Regions from separate parts of the Homo sapiens genome. Here regions 2 and 3 are each linked to region 1. The links are chromatin loops, found by intact Hi-C in ENCODE. Cell type or tissue: chondrocyte. All regions are shown on one strand. Links, peaks and the distances in the headings refer to the core of each region. The heading gives the core; the rest is flanking DNA. Region 1 overlaps LDLRAD4 (low density lipoprotein receptor class A domain containing 4). Region 2 overlaps LDLRAD4 (low density lipoprotein receptor class A domain containing 4). Region 3 overlaps LDLRAD4 (low density lipoprotein receptor class A domain containing 4).

The links. Hi-C counts contacts between places; a loop is a spot of excess contacts. Peaks named below come from ENCODE experiments on the same cell type or tissue, not always from the same donor. Only the 100,000 strongest peaks of a DNase experiment are listed, where the experiment ranks them.
Region 2: a loop joins it to region 1, with 1.8 times the contacts of the local background. A loop is called at or near these places in 4 of 110 quality-filtered maps.
Region 3: a loop joins it to region 1, with 3 times the contacts of the local background. A loop is called at or near these places in 5 of 110 quality-filtered maps.

The regions. Positions count from the first base shown.
Region 1 is chr18:13,498,217-13,503,778 of GRCh38, reverse strand. All of the region lies in intron 4 of LDLRAD4 (low density lipoprotein receptor class A domain containing 4), which reads right to left. Among named protein-coding and RNA genes, the nearest start is that of LDLRAD4-AS3, 30 kb to the right of the region's middle. RefSeq lists an enhancer at 2,882-3,539. In chondrocyte, for the core only: CTCF peaks have their summits at 3,241 and 3,441; no DNase peak of the experiment used is centred there.
Region 2 is chr18:13,281,572-13,287,133 of GRCh38, reverse strand. All of the region lies in intron 2 of LDLRAD4 (low density lipoprotein receptor class A domain containing 4), which reads right to left. Among named protein-coding and RNA genes, the nearest start is that of C18orf15, 45 kb to the right of the region's middle. RefSeq lists an enhancer at 265-818. In chondrocyte, for the core only: no CTCF peak of the experiment used is centred there; a DNase peak (open chromatin) is centred at 2,243.
Region 3 is chr18:13,258,981-13,264,542 of GRCh38, reverse strand. All of the region lies in intron 1 of LDLRAD4 (low density lipoprotein receptor class A domain containing 4), which reads right to left. Among named protein-coding and RNA genes, the nearest start is that of C18orf15, 22 kb to the right of the region's middle. RefSeq lists an enhancer at 923-1,861. In chondrocyte, for the core only: no CTCF peak of the experiment used is centred there; a DNase peak (open chromatin) is centred at 2,412.

The sequences.
Region 1 (5,562 bases), core at 414-5,413:
AACAAGAGCCAGTCTTTCCTTTCTCATCTCCTGCCAGATGTACAGCCTATGAGGCCTGCCCAAAATAAAACCAAACTCACTTCAGAAAGGGGCTCCACATCCACGCACACATGCCTGGGCTGCCTGCTTCCCCTCTGGCACATCCCGCCCCTGTGATAATTTCATCTCACATGGGGCTGCTTTCCACTGGATCCACAGGTCTCCTGCACAGCAAGGAAGCCCCCTTCTGGTCCTCTCTCCTCTTTCCCCTTCAGATCTGTTTCCCCTACTTGATAATTAAAATAGAAAAATACAGAAGATTTTTTTCAAAGTCTCCATTCTCGTTTAGAGTCTTTAGGGTAATTTTACTTAGGAGAAGGGACCCTCATACACATGGCCGTTTGTTCAAGCACCTGGTGGCAGGGACCACGCTGCCGGCTGGGAACAATGGCAGGTTGCCTGCTATCTGTAGAAAAGGATTTTCAAAGGCTGCGCAGAATTGAGATGCTGCTGAAGCAGAAAGTGCTGCACTTTTCAATGCTGCCATTTCCAACAGTTAGTACCTAGGGCCATCCTCCATGTAACTGAGGAAAAAACCCTGGAGGAAAGCTTAAAACGTTAAATGCCCCTAGTATCCATCTCCACTTTCAGTTGTACATACTTTAAACGTTTTATCACACAACATCGGTTGATGGTGGCCATAGATAAACCACAAGAGACAGAATTCATGCAGTCGAAACTTGGAATTCCATGTAATACCATCAGCCTCTCAGGTTCATGTTAATACAAGCACATATACCTGACTGATGCCACAAAGTCTGCTCTCTCTTGCCCTTCCTTCTCAAGCCTTTCCTCCCCTAAATTCTTTCTGCTACAGCAGATAGCCGCTGTGTGCACTGACCTCCAACAACTGGGATCCCAGCCTGTGGCTGCCAGCCAGACTGCTTCAGGAGTGACCAGACGGGTGAAGTTCCCCACCAGCTGTGCTCTGAGGATGGCTCAGGAGAAGTCAAAATTCACCCCGAAGCACTGAGAAGACCTGTTTCATAGACAGATCACGTCCATGGGTGTGGCCCGTACAGTCCTCCCAGTGGGGTTCCTGTTTGGTGTCACTTCAGGCAGCCGTGGCCCAAGCTAGCTGAGAGTGGGTGAGAAGCAGAGCTACACGGCTTGTTCCTTTGCCACCGGCTGGATGCTCCTTTATCTTTTCCCCTACTTACTTTTTTCTTCGATAAAGAGTCGACAAATAATTAAGAATTTACTAGACAGTCATATTGTACACTTACGAGCTCAGCACACAATTAAAATGTTTTAAATGACTTAGTGCCTTGTACGAACTTCATACACAAAAGTTTGGTAGTATGCATACCAATATTTGGTATTCAGCTATGGGTGTGTGAAAGAATTAGTACATCTTAAACCCAAATAAAAGCATTTTAGAAAAGAGGCATCACAAAAGGCATCTGGACACAGTCCCAAGAGCTGGTGAATCGGTCAGGACCAGCACAGAGGCTAGTGGGACAGAATTTTAAAAGATGTGGCACCAGCTGATAAAACCTAAAGCACTAAGTAGTAAGAGTATCAAAACTGACAGGACACGTAACTTTAAGTCAGGAGCTAAAGAAAACACAGGAGAGCTGACAATCAGAGCAGCTGAAATGGTTTTCCGTACCTCATTGCAAAAACTTTCACAATGAGTATTTGCTACTCTGGTGACGGTTCAAAGCCTTCCGCGAATTTGCAGCGTTACACAAGATGTCACTTTCTCCCCTCAATTTGCCTACGGCACCTACCCGGACTTCTCAGCTGTGTAGGCACCAATTTCAAAGAGGTCTGAAGCCAGTGGAGTAAAAGCATTTTAAGTGTGATGTTTTCTTAGGTTGAACATATCAAACACACATTTCTAGTACAATTCCAAATGTTTCAAAATATTATTTTAGTTGTTAAGAATCTTGAAATGAAAGCTCTGTTATTACAGAATGCCCCTGTTTTTATCATGCATTAAACCAAACCAACCCCCACCCCATTCCCTGGCTCTCAGAGAGAGGGACATGCGTGTGTGAGCGAGTGTCAGGCGTCCTGTGCACACACAGGCACGTCATGTTTCTCCTCTCACTCCGGACCCCTTGGGTTTCTATGGATTATTAATAATACCCACCCACCTGGCTGGCAGACTTTTCACAACACACCCTACAAGATTCTGCAAAAAAAAAAAGCAACACAATTTGAAAATACACAATGCCAACCTCCGGAGGAGGGAAAGAGAAAGAAAGGAATTAAGGGTGAGACCCAGACAGACAGACAGACAGACAGGCTCAAGGAAACTGTGTTCCCTGGGGTCTGGGCCATGCAGCCGTCGGCAGGTACTCAGCTCTTCTCGGCGCAGACTTGCTTAGCATGGCAATCGGCTGTCTGCCCAGGAGGATGAGGTAATGTCTAGGTTTAATGCCAAAATCTCTCTCACTGGCAGGACACATCGGGTAAATATTTCTACTGCAGGAGACCACATTCATTTGATGCTACTGCCAGTTTTATTATTGTTATTATGCTCATTAATATTAATACTCAGCCACTGTACCTATTTAAGATTGAAGAGGAGAAAGGCAAGGTTTTGCTGAAATCATGATAGCAGGTGCAGGGGGAAGAAAGTAGCCCCTACTCCACCCCCCGGCCTCAATCTCCCGCTAACAACAGTTACAGCACCAGCCTTCTGCAATCCCTTCCATCATCCTCAGCTGCACAGAGACCCCCTGCAACTTCCTCTCCAGGTGGCTGTAAATCTGGGACCTAGCAGTGACAATGGGTTTGGGGCGGGTGGGCATGAGGGGCTTGAAGGCTCCTTGAAGCGACCTTCCTAGTTATAATATTTGAAAATGTAGAATAATTTATGGGTCAGATTGCCAATGGTTCCTTCTCCTTTCTAAAAACCAATTCTGAATTTGCTTCACCATATTTTTGATGATGTGTTTTATGGCCTCACAAACTCCCAGCTGGTTCCCTCGATGATCTCGTCTCTGTGGTTACTGTCAACAATCCACATTCGTGTTGTGGCATATCATCTTACAGAAGCATTTAAAGCAGCTCAGGGCTTCTTTCCTCTGATGTAGATTTTCTCCATTGTTACTCAACGAGGCTCTGACATCAGCCTCCTTTCAGTTCAAAAGACAGGACGTTTTTCTGGGAGTCAGGAACTGAATGCAGAACTTCCCGCGGGCTTCACAAAGGACCGCCGAAAGGGACAGTCACACACTGCCATGGATGTGGTCTCCTCTCTGAGGAGCTGGGAATAACGCTGCCCTCCCACAGGCGCTGCTCCCAGGAGGGGCGGGAAAGCATGATGCCAAAGGGCAGTTTCAAAACTGGGCCCCGGGGAGCAGCAGCGTTAGGTGTGGACAACATGAAAAAGCACCTAAGACCCAGTGCTGTCCTGCAATGAGACAGAGACGCGGCCACTGTCCCGCACAGCCCCACGGGCAGAGGAGGCGCTCCAGAGGAGGGACTTTGAGAGACGACGCAATGTGCCTGCTGTGGGAAGTCACAAGACAGCTGCTATTCCCGGGCCGTCAGGGCCAGGCCAGCCTGGCTAGCTGCTGAGAGGGTCTGCACAGTGACTCCATGAGGTTAGCAAAATATATATATTTTTAAAGCCTAGCAACCTTTCCTAAACATTTTTTTTTAATCACCAAAACATCACATTGTAAGGAGTTTCAGATTATTCCCAACATTTCCCAATGTCAAGTCTTGGACAACATGTCTGCACCAAACATGTGCTTCTAAATAGAAAACCGAAAGTCCCTGTCAATCAGGAAGGTAACACTCTGGAGAGGAGGAGGAAAGGAAGTGAGACAGTGCTGGTGTCTTTTGTCATTAGGACAGTGGAGATGCGGCTGCTTGACCCAAGCAGCATACTGGAAGGACAGCTGAGAGCAAAAACGGAAAGGGAGCGTGGAGGTTTTCACAGCAGGACGTGTGTGGGCAGAAGGATTCTCCAGTGTCCACAGCAGGATACGTGTGTGGAGATGGATTCTCCAGTGTCCACGGCTGGACGTGTGTGGCAAAAAGGATTCTCCAGTGTCCACGGCGGGACATGTGTGGAGATGGATTCTCCGGTGTCCATGGCAGGACGTGTGCGGCGAGAAGGATTCTCCAGTATCCACAGCGGGACGTGTGTGAGTAGAAGGATTCTCCAGTGTCCACGGCAGGATGTGTGTGGCGAGAAGGATTCTCCAGTGTCCACGGTGGGAAGTGTGTGGCGAGAAGGATTCTCCAGTGTCCACGGCGGGACGTGTGTGGCAAGAAGGATTCTCCAGTATCCACGGCGGGACGTGTGTGAGTAGAAGGATTCTCCAGTGTCCACGGCAGGACGTGTGTGGCGAGAAGGATTCTCCAGTGTCCATGGTGGGAAGTGTGTGGCGAGAAGGATTCTCCAGTGTCCACGGCAGGACGTGTGTGGCAAGGATTCTCCAGTATCCATGGCGGGACGTGTGTGAGTAGAAGGATTCTCCAGTGTCCACGAAAGGACGTGTGTGGCGAGAAGGATTCTCCAGTGTCCACGGTGGGAAGTGTGTGGCGAGAAGGATTCTCCAGTATCCACAGCGGGATGTGTGTGAGTAGAAGGATTCTCCAGTGTCCACGGCGCGACGTGTGTGTGAGTAGAAGGATTCTCCAGAGTCCACGGCGGGACGTGTGTGGTGAGAAGGATTCTCCAGTGTCCACGGCGGGATGTGTATGGCGAGAAGGATTCTCCGGTGTCCACGGCAGGACGTGTGTGGCAAGAAGGATTCTCCAGTGTCCACGGCGGGACGTGTGTGGAGATGGATTCTCCAGTGTCCACAGCAGGACATGTATGGCGAGAAGGATTCTCCGGTGTCCACGGTGGGACGTGTGTGGCGAGAAGGATTCTCCAGTGTCCACGGCGGGACGTGTGTGGCGAGAAGGATTCTCCAGTGTCTACGGCTGGGGACATGTGTGGGGAGGATTCTCCAGTGTCCACGGCGGGACGTGTGTGGGGAGAAGGATTCTCCAGTGTCCACGGCGGGATGTGTGTGGGCAGAAGGATTCTCCAGTGTCCACAGTGGGACACGTGTGGCAAGAAGGATTCTCCAGTGTCCACAGCAGGACGTGTGTGGGGAAAAGGATTCTCCAGTGTCCACAGTGGGACACGTGTGGCAAGAAGGATTCTCCAGTGTCCACAGCAGGACGTGTGTGGGGAGAAGGATTCTCCAGTGTCCACAGTGGGACGTGTGTGGCGAGAAGGATTCTCCAGTGTCCACAGTGGGACACGTGTGTCAAGAAGGATTCTCCAGTGTCCACGGCGGGACGTGTGTGTGGAAAAGGATTCTCCAGTGTCCACGGCGGGATGTGTGTGGCGAGAAGGATTCTCCAGTGTCTATGGCTGGGGACGTATGTGGGGAGGATTCTCCAGTGTCCACGGCGGGATGTGTGTGGGGAGAAGGATTCTCCAGTGTCCACGGCAGGACGTGTGTGGGCAGAAGGATTCTCCAGTGTCCACAGTGGGACGTGTGTGTGGAAAAGGATTCTCCAGTGTCCACGGCAGGACGTGTGTGTGGAGAAGGATTCTCC
Region 2 (5,562 bases), core at 268-5,267, 220 kb after region 1:
TGCGGGTGACACCAAGTCTCTGTGTGTGGTGACTTCTCCCAGCCTGACTGCTTTCTAGCCAATCTCCAGTCATTTCCCCACATTTGCCCTCCAGACGCATCCAGCCACACGGGCTGGTCCAGGCTCTCCACTCGGAGTGAGCGCCACCTCCTAGGCTGCTGTCTCCGCTCAGACCACCTTCTCTTTACCCAAGACTGAAGCCCAAAAGTCACTCTGCAATCCACCTTCTGCCCCACCTGCCCTGCACATTCCAGCTACCAACACAATCGGCGCACGGATCCCTCCACCCCAGGCCTCTTCTCCACAGCTGTTGCTTCAGCTCAGGCCCTGTCCCCCAGGCCAGGGACAGCTCCTCACTGTCCTTCCTGGCTGGCCCTCTCAGCTTCCGTCTCCTTCTCCACTGACTCCCACCCTCAGCCACCAGACTCAGCTTCCTAAACACGCATCTAATGACACTGTCTCCTCTGAAAAGTGCAGTGGTTCCCACATCGTATGGGATAATCTATGCAGAGCATTCAAAACCTCATGGCGCCAGGAGGTCGAGGCCAGCCCGGGCAACATAGTGAGACCTCATCTCTACAAAACATTTTAAAAGTTAGCTGGGCATGGTGACACACACCTGTATTCCCAACTACTCAGGAGGCTGAGGCAGGAAGATTGCTTGAACCAGTAAGTTGAGGCTGCAGTGAGCTATGATTGTGCCACTGCACTCCAGCCTGGGTGGCAAAGCAAGACCCTGTCTCTAAAAATAAATAAATAACAAAACTCTATAGTTTGACCCTAACTTTCTTTTCCAACTGTATCTCTAGCTCTCGTCTTCCTGTTCCAAGGACAACATAATATGAGTCAGCTTTAAAATGGAAGGAGATTCTGAGATAGGCTCCAATGTGTGTGAACCCTGAAGACTTTATGCTAAGTGAAATACACTAGACACAAAAGGACAAATACTGCATGATTCCACTTATGAGGTATGTAGAGCAGTCAAAATCATAGAGACAGAAAGTAGAACCATGGGTGTCAGCGGCTGGAGGGAGAGGGAATGCAGAGTTAATGTTTAATGGGTACACAGTTTTGGTTTGGGAAAATGGAGAGAGTTCTGGAAATGGATGGTGGTGATGGTTGCACAACGTGAATGTACTTAATGCCACAGAACCGTACGCTTAAAAATGGTTAAAATATACTGTTTCCATAGCAACTGAACCATTTTACATTTTTTCCAGCAACACAGAAGGGTTCCAACTTCTCCACATTATGTATATCTTACCACAGTTTTTTTTAAAGGGACAAAAAGTTTGAGAAACAAAGTTAACAGTGTGCTGTGAAAGCTGAGTTGAAGGACTGGCTTGAGTTTCCCCCACCATTCTCTAACAAGGGTGCAGCCTTGACTTCCCTACCACAACCCCCGAGTTTCAAGAAAGACATGGAAAAATGTGGACAGCCCCAGCAAACCAGATCCCAGGACAAAAAGAGGGAAACTGTTAAAGCGTCAGGCTAAGCAGACAGACCCCAGACCCCTTGTGCACAGCGGAACCCTCTCCCAAGCACTGAGCTCACTAAGCTAACCCAGCATCGCCACGAAGCCTCCTGCAGGAAGCACGCCAACTTTAAAATATTATATGAATTTCAAGAAGAAAGCCTACAAAGGAAAAGCCCAGCAGACACCTCCAATGGCCCCCATGTTAAGTTACACAATTGACAACAGAATCCTGTCCCCTGACTGTCCTCGGCAAGCCTGTCCATGTCACCCTCTGCCCACTCATGACACCTCCAATCTGACCATCACTGAAGTGACTGCCCCAAGCCAAATGAACCACACACCTTGTGCTCCACTGCAAGTGCTCTTAACCCTTTCTGGAGGTCAAAACCCTCCTGAGAATCCTATCAAAGCCCTGGCATTCTCCCCAGGAACTGGCAACATTTCAAGGAATTCACAGATGCCCCTGGGCCCCTGGGGCTTACAAACACTGTCCCAGTGCCTGTCTCCTTCACATTTCGCTTCTGTACTGCACTTGAGAGGGACGCTGCAACCTCCCTCCATTTGTAAGAACTATATAACAAATTTCAAGAATCCCTCAGGACTCTCTTTGAAAGGGCAGCCCACGCCCCCAACCAATGTCAGGACGTCAAGGGGAGGTCGTCTCACATCGGCTTGAGAGGCACAGCCCGTCCGACATGCCACATCCCCAAAGGACGCCCCTCCCTGCGACTGCCCTCACAGATGCACTGATGTGACTTATGGGGACTGCTGCGATGCAGTCTGTTAACACTGGCACCAGCTGCCACGGGCGAGTCATCTCAGGAACCTGACCTTGGCAAAGCGTGTTTCACACTCGAGCACAGCTCATCCGGGTGGCCTCGAGCAGGGGCAGGAAGGCGGAAAACGGACAGGGAGGTGCTGGGGTGCACTGCCCCCCAAACCGCACCAGAGGACTCACCTCACCCACACAGGGAGACCAAATCCTCAAAGCCAAATTTTCAAGCTGCTGCTGAGAATCCCATAAAAAGCAATGCTATTTCTAACCTCCCGCACCACGGAAAAATACACACACCACCAAGCAACCCAGAATCTGAGGGTTTATTTTTACATCTTTTCCCCACATCCCCCACCCTGGCCTCCCCCACAAAATTTTAGGTGGAAAATTTGCTGGCTTTTTAGCAGTTTGACAATGCTGTGCTAGGCATGAACTGACGGAGCTGCTAGCGCATTTGAGTTTAAAGCAAAGCGTCAAAGTATTTATCCCATATGACTCCACAGGTCTGCTTGATGAGAAACTAATAAACTCTAATCACAGAAGACAGAATCCAACAAGCAGGCGGAGACGAGGCCCAGGTCTCAGGCCATGGGCAGAAGTGGCAGAGGTGGTAAGTTTCTCTTTCCCACCTCTGAAAGTGGTGTTCCCACCACGGGACTTTCTTCCTGCGGGCTGGCATTCTCTAATCCAAACTATGAACAAGGGCATTCGGCATCCCTGATGCCCTTGCTGCATTTCTGATTTTCTCAATGCCACTCTTAACCCTTGATTTGGTTTGGCTGTGTTGCCACCCAAATCTCAACTTGAATTGTATCTCCCAGAATTCCCACATATCGTGGGAGGGACCCAGCGGAAGGTAATTGAATTATGAGGGCCTTTCCTGTGCCATTCTCGTGATAGTGAATTAGTCTCACGAGATCTGATAGGTTTGTTTCTGCTTTTGCTTCTTCCTCATTCTCCCTTGCTGCCGCCCTGTAAGAAGTGCCTTTTGCCCTCAGCCACGATTCTGAGGCCTCCCCAGCCATGTGGAACTGTAAGTCCAATTAAACCTATTTTCTTCCCAGTCTCGGGTATGTCTTTATCAGCAGGGTGAATATGGTCTAACACAGTAAATTGGTATCAGTAGAGTGGAGCACTGCTGAAAAGATACTCGAAAATGTGAAAGTGATTTTGGAACTGGGTAACAGGCAGAAATCAGATCAGTTTGAAGGGCTCAGAAGAAGACAGGAAAATGTGGGAAAGTTTGAAACTTCCTAGAGACTTGTTAAATGGCTTTGCCCAAAATGCTGATAGCAATAAGGACAATAAAATCCAGGCTGAGGTGGTCTCAGACAGAGATGAGGAACTTGTTGGGAACTGGAGCAAAACTGACTCTTGCTATGTTTTAGCAAAGAGACTGGCAACATTTTGCCCCTGCCCTAAAGATTTGTGGAACTTTGAACTTGAAAGAGATGATTTAGGGTATCTGGTGGAAGAAATTTCTAAGCAGCAAAGCATCCAAAGGTGACTTGGGTGCTGTTAAAGGCATTCAGTTGTATAAGGGAAGCAGAGCATAAAAGTTTGGAAAATTTGCAGGCTGACTATGCAATAGAAAAGAAAAACCCATTTTCTGAGGAGAAATTCAAGCTGGCTGCAGAAATGTGCATAAATAGCAAGAAGCCTAATGTTAATCTCCAAGACCATGGGGAAAATGTCTCCAGGCCTTGTCAGAGACCTTCACAGCAGCCCCTCCCATCACAGGCCCAGAGGCACAGAAAGAAAAAGTGGTTTTGTGGGCTGGGCCCAGGGTCCCCGTGCTGTATGCAACCTAGGGACTTGGTGCCCTGTGTCCCAGCCACACCAGAAGTGGCTGAAAGGGGCCAACATACAGTTCAGGCTGTGACTTCAGAGGGTGGAAGCCCCAAGCCTTGGCAGCTTCCACATGGTGTTGAGCCTGCGGGTACACAGAAGTCAAGAATTGAGGTTTGGGAACCTCCGCCTAGATTTCAGAAGATGTATGGAAATGCCTAGATGCCCAGGCAAAAGTTTGCTGCAGGGGCGGGGCCCTCATGGAGAACCTCTGCTAGGGAGCCCCCACACAGAGTCCCTACTGGGGCATGGCCTAGTGGAGCTGGGAGAAGAGGGCCACCATCCTCCAGACCACAGAATGGTAGATCCACAGACAGCCTGTACCGTGTGCCTGGAAAAGACACAGACACTCAATGCCAGCATGTGCAAGCAGCCAGGAGGAAGGCTGTACCCTGCAAAGCCACAGGAGTGGAGCTGCCCAAGGCCACAGGAAGCCACCTCTTACATCAGTGTGACGCGGATGTGAGACCTGGGATCAAAGGAGATCATTTTGAAGCTTTAAAATCTGACTGCCTCGCTGGATTTTGGACTTGCATAGGCCCTGTAGCCCCTTTGTTTTGGCCAATTTCTCCCATTTGTAACAGCTGTATTTACCCAATACCTGTACCCTTATTGTAACTAGGAAGTAACTAGCTTGCTTTTGATTTTACAGGCTCACAGGCAGAAGGGACTTGCCTTACCTAAAATGAGACTTTGGACTGTGGACTTCTGGGTTAATGCTGAAATGAGTTAAGACTTTGGGGGACTATTGGGAAGGCAAGATTGGTTTTGAAATGTGGGGATGTGAGATTTGGAGGGGTCAGGGGCAGGATGATAGAGTTTGGCTGTGTTCCCACAAGTCAACTTGACTTGTATCTCCCAGAATTCCCACGTGTTATGGGAGGGACCCAGGGGAAGGTAGTTGAATCATGGGGGCCAGTCTTTCCCATACTATTCTCATGATAGTGAATAAGTCTCATGAGATATGATGGGTTTATCAAGGGTTTCCGCTTTTGCTTCTTCCTCATTCTCTCTTGCTGCCGCCATGTAAGAAGTGCCTTTCGCCTCCCGTCATGATTCTGAGGCCTCCCCAGCCATGCAAAACTGTTAGGTCCAATTAAACCTCCTTTTCTTCCCAGTCTCGGATATATCTTTATCAGCAGCATGAATCCGGACTAATACAACCCTGAAGTTGAAGAATCGGGGACAATGGTGAGATGGAGCTTCAGAATCCAGTCCCCTGATGCTGGGTAGACAGAGGTCCGGGAGGAGACAGGAGGTAAGAGGAGACATGGGAGACACAGAGAGGGGTCCCAAATAAGGCTGAAGAACTCAGAAACTCTTTCAGAAGCCAAGGGAGACCCCTGAATAGAACCCCCAAACCTGGGATCCCTCCCAGGATCCCAGCACTGGCCACCTTGGTGTCACTTCCCTGATAGCAACCTGAAAGGCCAGCAGAAGCTCTGACCCACAGCTTCCCCAC
Region 3 (5,562 bases), core at 429-5,428, 240 kb after region 1:
CAATCGGGCTCAGAATATCTACACAGAGAAGTCAACTCCCCATTAGCTAAACTCATAAAGGGACACTGTGGAATTGAATGATGGTGAATACTTCAGAAACCATTCGTTCCTGGCTTTCTAAGCATTTTCCTGCACACTGTTGAACATTGGCCAAGCAACTGTCTAACGGTCTGCAGACACCCTTTGGAAAGAGCAGCAAGGCCTGCTCTGAGGATAACTCGGGGGCGGGGCTGGGAAGCCCTCCAGGTCTGCAGCCCCAGCTTCACTGGCCGTTGACGTAAAGCAGCCGCCTGGCAGGGCCACCTCCTCAAAGGACCCATCCTAGCCACTCAGGTCCATCCCGCAACCAGCCCCCACTCGCTCTTTCAAACGGTACCCACCCACCCACTCAACCAACTGCTCAACTCTGGGCCTGGAAAGGGACAGGTGGGGCCCAATCCACCAGAGGGGACAGGGCCGGGTCGTGTCCTGCCCTGCTCCATCATAGCCCCTCCCATGCCCCCAACAGACTTGCCCACCCCAGGGTTATATTAGTTTCATCCAAAATTCTTTTTTTTTTCTTTAATTAAATGGTACTTGAGGAACATAGAAAGTTTCCTCCAATATTCTAAAGTCATGTTGACTGTATGATTGTACTTTATGAAATGAAATAAGATTATGAATCCAGGAGAAGCTGAAGTTCAGTTACCACCCAATCATGACCTTTAGAGGGACAGCAATGCAGTCAGGTGGTCCACAGTCCAAGCTCGACTCCCTCACTTTAACCATAACATACACTTAAAATCAGCCAGCTGTGTCTCAAGCTCGGAACATGATTGATTCTTATTCTTTCCATCTTTATAAGAACCCATGAGGTGGGTAATACGATTACCAACATCTTCCTTTTATCGATGGAGAAATTCGGGCACAGGAGGGTTGAGTGAAGCATCCAAGGTCACATGGCTGCCAATGGGCAGAGCTGGGACTCGAACCCAGGCCAGCTGGCCCAGATAAGGTGCCAGGTGCCCCTCGACTCCCCTGCCTCTCTCCCAAGCAAGCTCCTGCCTGCCTCACTGCACAGCTCTGTGTGTTAGCTGCAATCCCGTGCCCTCACTGTCCTCACCAGGCTGCCCTGAGGATCCCTGAGATGGCAATGGGAAGACTGGCACACAGGACTCAGCCCCACACATAGAGTCGCACAGGATGCAGTCTCCACACACAGAGCCACAGGGGACTCAGTTTCCACACACAGAGCCGCATGGGACTCAGCCTCAGCCCCCACACACAGAGCCGCATGGGATTCGGTTTCCACGCAGAGCCGCACGGGACTCAGCCCCCACGCACAGAGCCACACGGGACTCAGTTTCCACGCACGGAGCCACAAGGGACTCAGCCCCCACGCACACAGAGCCACACGGGACTCAGCCCCCACGCACAGAGCCGCACAGGACTCAGTTTCCACGCAAACAGAGCAGCGTGGGACTCGGCCCCCACGCACACAGAGCCGCACGGGACTCGGCCCCCACGCACACAGAGCCGCACGGGACTCAGCCCCCACGCACGGAGCCGCACGGGACTCAACCCCCACAAACAGAGCCGCACGGGACTCAGCCCCCACGCACAGGGCCGCACGGGACTCAGCCCCCACGCACAGGGCCGCACGGGACTCAGCCCCCACGCACAGGGCCGCACGGGACTCAGCCCCAACGCACGGAGCCGCACGGGACTCAGCCCCAACGCACGGAGCCGCACGGGACTCAGTTTCCACGCACAGAGCCGCACGGGACTCAGCCCCCACGCACAGGGCCGCACGGGACTCAGCCCCAACGCACGGAGCCGCACGGGACTCAGTTTCCACACACAGGGCCGCACGGGACTCAGTTTCCACGCACAGGGCCGCACGGGACTCAGCCCCAACGCACGGAGCCGCACGGGACTCAGTTTCCACGCACAGGGCCGCACGGGACTCAGCCCCAACGCACGGAGCCGCACGGGACTCAGTTTCCACGCACAGAGCCGCACGGGACTCAGTTTCCACGCACAGGGCCGCACGGGACTCAGTTTCCACGCACAGGGCCGCACGGGACTCAGCCCCCACGCACAGAGCCGCACGGGACTCAGTTTCCACGCACAGGGCCACACGGGACTCAGCCCCCACGCACAGAGCCACACGGGACTCAGTTTCCACGCACAGGGCCGCACGGGACTCAGCCCCCACGCACAGAGCCGCACGGGACTCAGTTTCCACACACACAGAGCCACACGGGACTCAGTTTCCACGCACAGGGCCACACGGGACTCAGTTTCCACACACACAGAGCCACACAGGACTCATCCCCCAGGCACACAGAGCCACACGGGACTCAGTTTCCATGCACAGGGCCACACGGGACTCAGCCCCCACGCACAGAGCCGCACGGGACTCAGTTTCCACGCACAGAGCTGCACGGGACTCAGTTTCCACACACAGAGCCACACGGGACTCAGTTTCCACGCACAGAGCCGCACGGGACTCAGTTTCCATGCACAGAGCCACACGGGACTCAGCCCCCACGCACAGAGCCCCACGGGACTCAGTTTCCACACACAGAGCCACACGGGACTCATTTTCTACACACAGAGCCGCACATGTGCCCTGCTCTGCACAGCTCCACCCCCATCTCCTCTGTTCCTCTTTGCTCTCTCAAGCTCTGGTGGCACTCGCAGTCCTGCCTCTCCCCCGCCCCCACCACCAAGTCGCCCTTCCTCCTTAGACACAGCACAGGTACTGCATACAGGTGGCATGCTGCCTGCAGCCGGGTAAGCCATAACTCTTGGGCAGTCTTCAATATAGATGAAGTCTTTACAAATCCTGAAGCTCCTCCCTGAAATTCAAAAGTAGGATAGAAAGACTGCACTTTCTAATGACAACCTCTACGTTTCTAACCGCACGGTTGATGGAACGAGTGCGCTTATCACTCACTCTGCTGACCTGGCCTCTAGGGTACGGCTGAGGTTAGGGATACAACCCCCAAAGGTTCTGAAGGCCTGAGGCTGGAAACCTAAAACCAACAGCAAGGATTCTCAGCTCACAACTTGAACTAAACTGGGATTTCTGTAAACATTTGCTGAAATCGCTCTGTCCCAGGCAGGCACTGTGCTGGGCATTTTCTCAAAGTTCCCTTTCTACAAATGAAGAGGCTCAGAGTGCTCTGAAAACTGTTCACCAGGAACCAGAAATCAAGTCCTTGGCTAAGAAACCACATTCTTTCTTGTAAACAAGATGAAGAAAATCTATCATCTAGCAAGTAGAACAGCAAGAACCCGCTGGTCTATTTTTCCACCAGTAAATGGAATGTTAGGGGCAGAGTTCTGCTATTCCCTGGAGCCAGGACTAATGTGCCCCAGCACCTCACCGTTCCCAATGCCCTCATCAGTTCCTCACGCCTGTTGTGCTAAGACACAGTCCATCGTAGCTGAGCTCTGAAAGCCCACAGCACCATCACCTAGGAGAGGAATGAGGGGGCTGTGAACGCATTAGAGGAGGGATGGGGAAAGCAAGCTGGGCTGCCTGACCTGGAAAAGAGGGAACCAGGTGGGGCACCGGCAGTGTCTTCAGACACATTAGTCCCAACAAATGGAAGAAAAGTGAGCCCTGCTCTGAATCCCAGCCCAGGGAGGCCATAGGGAGGCACATTCAACTGCATCCAGTTGGTTTCTAGGTGCCATGGCATCCACAAAATGGGCTGCATTCAGCAGAGATGAGCTCCCTGCCCTTAGAGCTGCCACACCATGGTAGTCACCGGAAGGAACAGTGGGTATTCAAGGATGGACCTGCCATAGATGTCTATGCGAGAGAAGATAAAAAAATACAAGGACAGTCCTGGAAAGACAGACATCTGTAAGGAGGGAGGGAGAGGGTGGCAGAAAGAATAGCAACAATAAATAATAAAGCAACAGGAAAAAGGAAATAGTCGGCTGAGTCAGAGAAATGCTACACTCAAGAATCCTGCCACCTCCCACTAATTGTCACATGCCCCAGTCACCCTGAACGGGAGCAAATTTTGCCAAGTTCACATAAAACCAATACTACTCAGCTATTTGTCAAAACGGATTAGAGAAAGATTTGCAAAGCACCCTAATACATTTAAGGCATTTATGACAGTACACAAAGGAAAATCTTCCGCAGCCAGATTTCTGAGACAAAGCCAGATTTCCAGACCCTGACAGGGCCGCCAAAAGGCCAGGGAAGGCTGTTCCACAGACACCAGCCAGCAGTGAGTGGAAGGGAACAGGCTCTATGCAGGGTCCCAAGAAGGCTCACAGCAGAACAGGGCGCATTGCTCACACCTTGGCAAGTGGGCACTCAGCTGCCCCTGGGCATAAGGAGGTCAAGGCAATGACCTCCAATAGAAGTTACAGTGTGCTCTCAGGAGATTATCCAAATGTCACTTAGAGTCTTCTCTATTTAAGGGGAAGTAACTGACCTGAACTTAGCACCTACTATCCTACAAAATCTACCTGCTATATTCCACCCAATGCCTCCCAAGAAATCCGAGAGGTCCTGTTACATGCATCTTAAAGACAGGGAACCGAGGCTGGACAGACCACACAGCCCAAGGTCAGTTACAGGAGCAGTGGTGCAAGAAGCGGCTTCTCCAAACCACACGTTCCCCTCCTGGGGCCTCCATTGGGCCAAGAGACACGAAGGCTGGTCTTGCCCTGCGCACCCAGTGGGGCTCAGTCATTACAGGTACAGCCAAGCAAAGGAAAACAGGTGATGGGAACACTTCCTTTCTCAAAGCAGCCGTGGGTGGCTGTAAAGGCAAATTATCCCATGTAAGTGATGCCCCTTGAGTTTGTGAGCAGCACAAATGGAGGGAGGGAGGGAGGGAGGGATGGATTATAGGGGAGAATCAGAAAACAGGAGAAAGAAACAAGTGGAAGAAAATGAACCAAAACCACATACCAATGTATGCTTTACATACATATATATGAGCATTTGAAGGCATGTGGTTTCTTTCACTAAGTACTTCTCTAAGAGCTACCGACGTGGGATGTTTTAGCACTAAAACTCATCTTACTCAAAAATCAATCAGAAATTAGGAGGGCTGGGTTCAGCAGCTCACGCCTATAATCCCAGCACTTTCAGAGGCTGAGGCAAGAGAATCATTTCAGCCCAGGAGTTTGAGACCAGCCTGGACAACACAGTGAGACCCTGTCTTTACCAAAAAATAAAAAAATTAGCCAGGCATGGTGGTGTGTGTCTGTAGTCCCAGTGACTCAGGAGACTAAGGCGGGAGGATACACTTGTGGAGTATGAGGCTGCAGTGAGCTATGATCACGCTACTGCACTCCAGCCTGGGCAATAGAGCAGGAAGGAGGGAGAGGAGGAGAGGGGAGGGGAGAGGAGGACGAAGGAAGGAAGGAATCCACAAACTATGCAAATTCCCCTTTCACTTAGGAAGTCTTATGAACTTGCACAAGTGCTCTGCGGGAATGGCAGCAGCCAGAAATAGCATTTGTTTCAGGAATACTCAGTCATCCCGAATGGAGCACAACAAGATCATTGACCTAAATACTCAATGAACCCACCTAGAGACC